Regions from separate parts of the Homo sapiens genome. Here all the other regions are linked to region 1. The links are chromatin loops, found by intact Hi-C in ENCODE. Cell type or tissue: Calu3. All regions are shown on one strand. Region 1 has its middle 27 kb from the start of MIR548AI. Region 2 has its middle 95 kb from the start of MIR548AI. Region 3 has its middle 110 kb from the start of FAXC.

The links. Peaks named below come from ENCODE experiments on the same cell type or tissue, not always from the same donor. Only the 100,000 strongest peaks of a DNase experiment are listed, where the experiment ranks them.
Region 2: it touches region 1 in a loop (9-fold over the local background); 4 of 110 quality-filtered maps call a loop at or near these places.
Region 3: a loop joins it to region 1, with 8 times the contacts of the local background. A loop is called at or near these places in 43 of 110 quality-filtered maps.

The regions. Positions count from the first base shown.
Region 1 is chr6:99,150,775-99,153,274 of GRCh38, reverse strand. No RefSeq gene overlaps it. Among named protein-coding and RNA genes, the nearest start is that of MIR548AI, 27 kb to the right of the region's middle. In Calu3, a CTCF peak has its summit at 1,070 (motif pointing left); a DNase peak (open chromatin) is centred at 1,014.
Region 2 is chr6:99,218,698-99,221,197 of GRCh38, reverse strand. No RefSeq gene overlaps it. Among named protein-coding and RNA genes, the nearest start is that of MIR548AI, 95 kb to the right of the region's middle. In Calu3, no CTCF peak of the experiment used is centred here; a DNase peak (open chromatin) is centred at 1,237.
Region 3 is chr6:99,240,956-99,243,455 of GRCh38, reverse strand. No RefSeq gene overlaps it. Among named protein-coding and RNA genes, the nearest start is that of FAXC, 110 kb to the left of the region's middle. In Calu3, no CTCF peak of the experiment used is centred here; a DNase peak (open chromatin) is centred at 1,345.

The DNA of each region.
Region 1 (2,500 bases):
GCTACCTATATTGTATTTGTTTTCTATTGCTGCATAGCAAATGACCACAAATTTAGAGTCTTAAGACAACACACATTTATAATGTCATAGTTTATTTGGGTCAGGAGTCCAGGCTTGGCTTGCTGGCTCCTTGCTTTTAGAGACCCCCCAAGGGTCCTCACCACGTGGTCCCTCACAGGCCCTCTCTTAGCATGGTACCTTGTTTCTTCAAGGCCAGCAGGAGAATCTCCCTGCTGCTTCCAGTCTCTGACCTCTAGATACTCTGTTATGGCCTTACCCAATTTGGTTAGGTTCATCCTGGATAATTTCCCCTTTGGTTAACTCAAAATCAGCTGATTAGGGACTTCAATTACATCTGCAAAATCCCTTCACCTTTGCCATACCACAAACATGAAATCCATCCTATTCACAGGTTCCACTCACACTCTATAAGAGGGGGTTACACAGGACATGGGCACCAGGGGACAGAAATCTTGGGGCCATCTCAGAGTTCTGCCTGCCATAATATCTCATATCTCCTGCCTGAATACTACAGCCCCTTTCCTATGGACCTTCCTGTCTCTTCCTATCCTAGTCTGTCTGGCCTCAAATCCATCATCTGCGCTATTAGCGCAGTGATCTTTCTGATGCATAAATGTGATCAAGTAATTGTCCAGCTCAGTTCCACAAAGATTTGCCATAAAAAAACAGGATACACCGAATTATTTTATGTGCCATAAAGACTTTGTATGATTAAATCCTTACTGCTTTCTGGTCTCATCTCTTACTTCTCTCCTAACATCAAATATTGTGCTTCAGCTGGTGGACATCTATTTCCCTGAACACACAGTACTTTTTTCTTCCAAGCCTTTGAACTGACGGTTCCTCTCTTTTCTTGCCATCTCACCCCGCACCTCACATACTGATTGACTTATAAAGTGCAACTTTATCTTTTAAGTCTCATCTCCGTGGTGATGATTTACAGACTTGGCTGCCTTTTCTGGGTCCCAGCTGCACTCCCTACACATTTCCACTGGTGCTGCCCTCCAGCGGCCAAAGAGGAAGTCACATACGTCAAGGTGTATCTGCGATCTTGAGGGAGGGAGACCCCACAGAAATGTATTAGCGTGAGGCTAAGAAGCCTCCTGGGAAAAGAAGTCAAGCTCTGTCCTCTCTCAGGATTCAGGCAGACTTGGTGAGGTCCACACAGCCAGCAGAGGGTGGCTTGGATTTATTTTCTAGCCAAACTCACACTGGCCTCACCTTCAGACCTATGGGTCTGAAGCCTATGGATGTATAAAATAAGACCACAAGTGGCTCTTCACTAAATTCTGTAAAACTTCTTTAGGACCTGAAACATAGTAACACACAGACAGGAGAGGGTTGCATCCTCCTACTCTGCCACAGACCGTAGGCTGGCCTTGGCATCAAGAAGATTTTGAACGAGGAGGGAGGGTAACAGAGGTGTGGAGGAGCAGTGTGGCCTGCTGTGTTGTGGAAGCGGCTCTGGCAGAGCCACGGGAGAGACTCTAGACTCCAGAAGAGCAGTAGTGGTGGAAGCTGTGTCTGATGAGATGGAAGTTATCTGGGGCCCCCATGAAATAACTGAGGTCTTCGTGTGGGGAGCCTCTGTGGCGAAGTACACAGAGTCTGTGGTGAAGTACACAGACTGGTTATACTAGGGGAAATTTTGTTACATACCAATTCTCAATTTGAACTGTAATCATTATCATGCTTCTGTCTTAACCAGACAGTACACTTTTTGAAGATGAATTCTCACTCCTTGGCATACCTGAAATTTAATGAATACCAGAATGAATGACTTTTTTTCACCACATGGAACTGAGCTCAGGAGCAGCATACATGTGAAATTTTGAGAACAGATTGGGCCTACATATTTAGTGTTAGGTAAAAGCCTTTGGGAGGTTTACAAGATTGTCTGTTACAAAATTTAAAAATGGTCATACAAAAGTATATATTCATGGGTTCTTGGTATAAAGTAAATTACATTTGATTCAGAGATACCCAACTTTGTCTGTGTGGCAGCTTATGCAAGGGAGACTTCCTTTTCTCCTACTCCTTGCAGAGTGCATGTTAGACCACTGGAGGTGAGAAGGGTGGGCAATGTGGGGAGTAGATTCAAAGTGGTTTTTGATTAGACAACTACTTGATTTCGAAACTACTGGCACAGATGATCTCCAGGGCCCCCTTCCTGCTTCATGTCCTTGGCAGCTGTGTCATATTGATCCTATTTGACCATGAAACATGGAGTCCTTGGAATCACCAGCCTCTTCCATTCCTACCCAGGGGTTGAAAAAAAAGACAAAACAAAAACAAAAAACCAAAAAAAAAAAAAAAAAAAAGAAAGGAAAAGCTTTCTCTTATTGGACTGAAAATTTGGCAAGGTTACAGATACGAGCAGGAGCTCAGTACTGGATGTACAGAGACATTGGTCAGCAAATTTGTATATGATTAAATGACTGGTTCCAATGTAATTCCATTAGCCTCTTTTTTTTGTAGA
Region 2 (2,500 bases), 68 kb before region 1:
GCAGGAGAGACAAATACATACGCACAGAAAAGACTGGAATATCTATTCACTGAAATAACAGCGGTTGTTGATGAGTTGCTGGATTTTGATTAATTTAAATTTTTATATTTATGCTTTCCTATACTTTTGTAATTTTCTACCATTAACATATATTATTCTGGTAATCAGAAAAAGTATATAAACATATTTGAACTGAAGAAACTTTTGACTTAAAGGATGCTTAAGACTATATTGGGGACCATATAATCCTTCCCATTATTTCCTTCAACTTTGAGAAAATCACTTTTTGAAAATCACTTTTTGGGTGAGTCATGGGCTTTGTTTTCCTTGATGCATTAAAAATATGTGTGATTCCCAATCATGCTGGAAAAGCAACATCCTGCTTTGGTCTCTCTTGCCTGGGTATTAAAGAGAAAATATTTTGCCTGGATGTTCTGAAATATTTAGAAAATTGCATCCGCTCAACAGACCACTTTATTACTGTAGTTATGGCTTAAGACAATCAGAGGCTGGAATGCTTTCTGAGATTGAATGGTCCAGCTTTGAACAGAAACGGTCTTCTAAATTGGGGTAGGAACCTACAGCATGTGGTTTTCATTGAGAGTCAGCACACTACCCCACCCCCTGAGAAGAGTGGACACCTCCTCGCTGCAGCCCAGGCATGTCTGAACATCAGGGGGGAACAGCTGGGTGTGGTGCCTCACTTTGGAAAGGTTGCTGACTGCTATTCAAGAAAATTGCTTTAGTTCTTCCGTTTTTGTTACTGCTGATTTGGCCCTGGTTGTTCATGGCAAATGAATTTCTAAGCAAAGTTTGGAGAAAGTTGAATACTTTTCTAGGGTCTACAACTAGAAAGCTAGAAGTTCTGGGCAAAAGCCTGTTCATTTCTTCTGAAAGTCACCTTCTGCTCAGCCTCTTGGATTTGGTTCTATCTTGATTACCTGACATTTCACATCTCTGGTGTTTTGATGCTTCCTGTCATTTCTCAGGATCCACATTGCCCTGGATCAGGGGCTCACAGGCAGATGGGGCAGATTGAGGGGAACTGAGAAGAGGCCCATACTGCTCCTGGTTGGTCAGCCTTCAGGGGCTGAGGGAGGACTGCTCTGGCCAGAGCAGCAGAGATTCCAGGGAGCAAGGAAGTAGCCTGGCAGAGGCCAGCTGGTCAGCGAGGGAGATCCCCAAGACAAAGCAGCTGGGAGTAGGGGCGGTCCCAGCAGAGAGGCGGATTCCAGCAGGGGGAGTCCTGGGCTGGCTATGAACTCCCTATGAGGCCAGTCAGTGGGTAGCAGGGCACAGCCACCAGGTGAGTGCTCAGAGAAGGTGGATGCTTAGCGCAGGAGTGGAGTGCCATTGGCCCTGTGGTGCAGTGGAAAGGGTATGGGTTTTGGAATCAGAGAGACCTGGTTTGATCCTGGATTTACCACTGTGTGCTATTTAGTAAAACCCTCAGGTGTTTTACCTGTAAGTATGTGTAACACCAGCTAGCTCTGTGCGGTAAGTTGTATAATGCACTCAGGACAGAGTAGACACACAAAGGGACATTCTTAAACTTTTGCCCTGGCTCAGGATTATAACTGGGAGCGGGATGGGCTTGCAAATGGAGTACTGGTGGTCACAGAGAAGGGACTTGCTGTGCTGAGGCTGGAAGCCAGGCTGGGTCTCATACTGTTCATAGGAATTTTAGCAAAATATTCCCGTTGGGTTTTTCTACTTACTTTAGCAGTGGCTTCTCTTTGGAAGCTCACAGAAAAGATTAAATTAGAAAAAGATTAGAAAAGAATTAGGTGGTCTGAAGAGCAATTGAAGTTTGACTTGTAGAGAGGATTCTGAGATGCACTAGAAATTCTTGCAAAGAAATGAAATTACAAACATTTATTTAGAGAGACAATAAAAATATAAAGATTGTTCATCTCACACACTGTCAATGTCAGTTAAGCAAGTATGGACCTATTCTTTATACCCTTTGCAAATCATCTAAAAAGATCTATTGAGGTCAATTTTTTTATTAGTCCATAAAATTACTACCTGGTATCCCTTTCAGTACTGCCTGAAAACATTTCCACTTTTCAGCCAGGTGTGGTGGCTCACGCCTATAATCCCATCACTTTGGGAGGCTGAGGTGGGTGGATCACTTGAGGTCAGGAGTTTGAGACCAGGGTGAAACCCTGTCTCTACCAAAGAATACGAAAATTAGCTGGGCATGGTGGCGCGTGTCTGTAGTCCCAGTTACTTGGGAGGCTGAGAGGGGAGAATCGCTTGAACCTGGGAAGTGGAGATTGCAGTGAGCCAAGATCGCACCACTGCACTCCAGCCTGGGCGACAGAGTGAGACCCTGTCTCAAAAAAAGAAAAAAAAATTCCCACTTTTCTATAGTCACTACATAGTCCCTACTACAACATTCAGCATATATATATATTATATATATATATAAAATATATATATTATATATATGCATACACACATATACACACACACACACACATATATGTATATATAA
Region 3 (2,500 bases), 90 kb before region 1:
GCATTTGGGACCAGGCTGTAAAGGGCTTTGTTTGTTTTGCTGAGGATTTTCATCAGTATCCTATATTTAAGAGCAATTTATGTAATCTTGGAAATGTTCAACAGTTGCACTAATACAGTAGCCACATGTAGCTACTGAACAATAAAGGGCCTAGTGACTGGTGCAATGAGGAAACTTTAATTTTAGTGCATTAAAATATAAATTTAGACAAACATGGCTAGTGGCTACAATATCAGACAGTGCCATTCTGGAATATGGAGGCCATGGGAGCTTCCAAGTAGATGAGTGATGCAGTCAGGTATATGTTTAACGAATCTTCATTTGAGGAATCATTAATATGAAGCTGTATCTGTGCAATGCTAGGTCAATCAAGTAAGGAAAAAATAAATTCATTGCTTGATTTCTGCATGGACCAGCCTTAGAATGAAAACTACTATCTTAGGATAGAGGATGCTCATAAAACAGGCTTTTCTATTGTGAATGCTCATGGGATCAGAATGAATGCTACTTTAAAACCACTACTCCAGCAATAGTATTAGTAGACTTTGTATTATGATATATCAATACAAAGATAATAGTAAATTAAATAATATTTTATTAAGGCTCCCCTCTTTTCTTAGATTATTAGAATATGTGGTTACATTTCTGTAAGATTGCTGAAATTTCATGTATATATTAAGAATGTAATAATTTAAAAAATCCATTTAGGTTCATTTTTCTGTCACTAGTTAAGTTGCAAATGATGTGGCAGCTAACAGGGAAATCTTAAATCTTTCATTAGCACAGGGTGATCTCTAGAGGGACTGTGACTTCAACACACATTTTGGATCTATTCCAAGCTAGGGAGAGTATCTTTCAACATTCCTAAAGACAAAAGCAATTTGCTTAGCTCCTGATGGGCTAAAGTCTAGCTCAGTCCACTGTGGACAGAACTTGAGCTGCAATTTGGGGCACAGCACCTGCTCCCAGCTCAGGCCACCTTCGCTGTGAATCAGCCTCACCTCCTGCTCCGTGAAGTCTGGTTTGGTTTCACAGTTGATCTGGTCCAAGATTTCATAATTGGCCTGAGCCCCTGACCTCCTCTTCTCTAGAGGAGATGTAACCCTAAGGATTGGTCTTGGAATACGTCATCTTACTAGCTCTCTCCTACCTCCCACCACCCCTGGATGGTGCAGCGTTAAGCCAGGAGCCCAAATTCAGATTTGTACCACAAGAAAATTATAAGCACTATGACAAGTTTTACCTTTTGTTGCTTCTCCTTCACCATTTCTTCCAAGGCTAAGGAGATAACCCAGACTTCCCTTGGCAAGCAGCAAGACGGGATACCAAGGCACCCACAAGAGGGCAGCAAATGATTTCCATTCTAATTTTGCTTCTTTTTAAAAGTCATTTTGCTTCTCTGCCACAGAGCTTCTGTTTAGTCAAGAAATAAAAATTTGATGCTGATGTGAGGAATGGGACCTGGTTTCATTTCCCTGAGAATCCTTGTTAGTACAGCTTACTGCAGGAGCATGGCAAGTCCTGGCTGGTGGTCTGGCCCAGGCATGCAGGATAGAAAGGCCTATGGGAATGGTGCCTTTCTGTCCACTCAGCTTTTAAGGTATGGGTTTATTCCCAAGGAACATCGATCCCTGCATTTAGTCGAGTATTTATATATTTTTTTGTTTCAACATCCCTTGTTTGTAAAAACCCCTCAGATTGCGCCTCTGACTGGATTATCAAATGCTGGTCAATTGTCAGTTTACCTACCCAGGAGCCTGAACATGGAGAGGATGTCTTGAGGGTAGAGGTCCCTGGAGCTGAATGCTGCCCTGTTGATGAAGGATGTGTTCCTACCAAGTGTGGTCTAGACTGAATTGGGATTGGCCTTTACCTGCGATCCTTTGATGACCTCTTCTGTATGTCCTTCTCTCTCGAGAAAGAGTCTTCCTCTAGTGTCCCAATTCAAATCAACAAATATTTATTAAGTACCTCCACTGGCAAGTCACCAGGTAGGTGCCAAAAAGGCTGCAAAATGGTACTAATAACTTACTTATTAAATGTATATTCTTAGCTCATTTGTTGACATTTTATGAATCCCCAAAACAACCCTATGAGGTTGGTTTTATTCTCAATTTGATGATGAAGAAATTGAGACTGTGAGAAGTTAAGCAATTTGTCACTTAGCTAGTCGAGGGGAGGAGCAGGGATTTGAATCCAGATCTGTCTGACTCCAGGACCCTACTGTGCCATTATATTGGTTTTCTTCCTGGGAAAACCTTTCGTCTCGAAGACCTTGTAATTTACTGCAGTGACTTTCCAATTTGGGTATACATCAGAATCACCTAGGGAGCTTTTAAATATCCCAGTGCCAGGGCCTTGTCCCAGGCCAATTAAATCAGAATTTGTGTGTGTGTGTCTGTGTGTTTGGGTGAGGGAGGTGTCCCAGCCACTGGCACTTCAAAAACTCCTCAGGTGATTCCTCTGTGCAACCAGAGTTGGGAAGCCGTGCTTTTGTGGA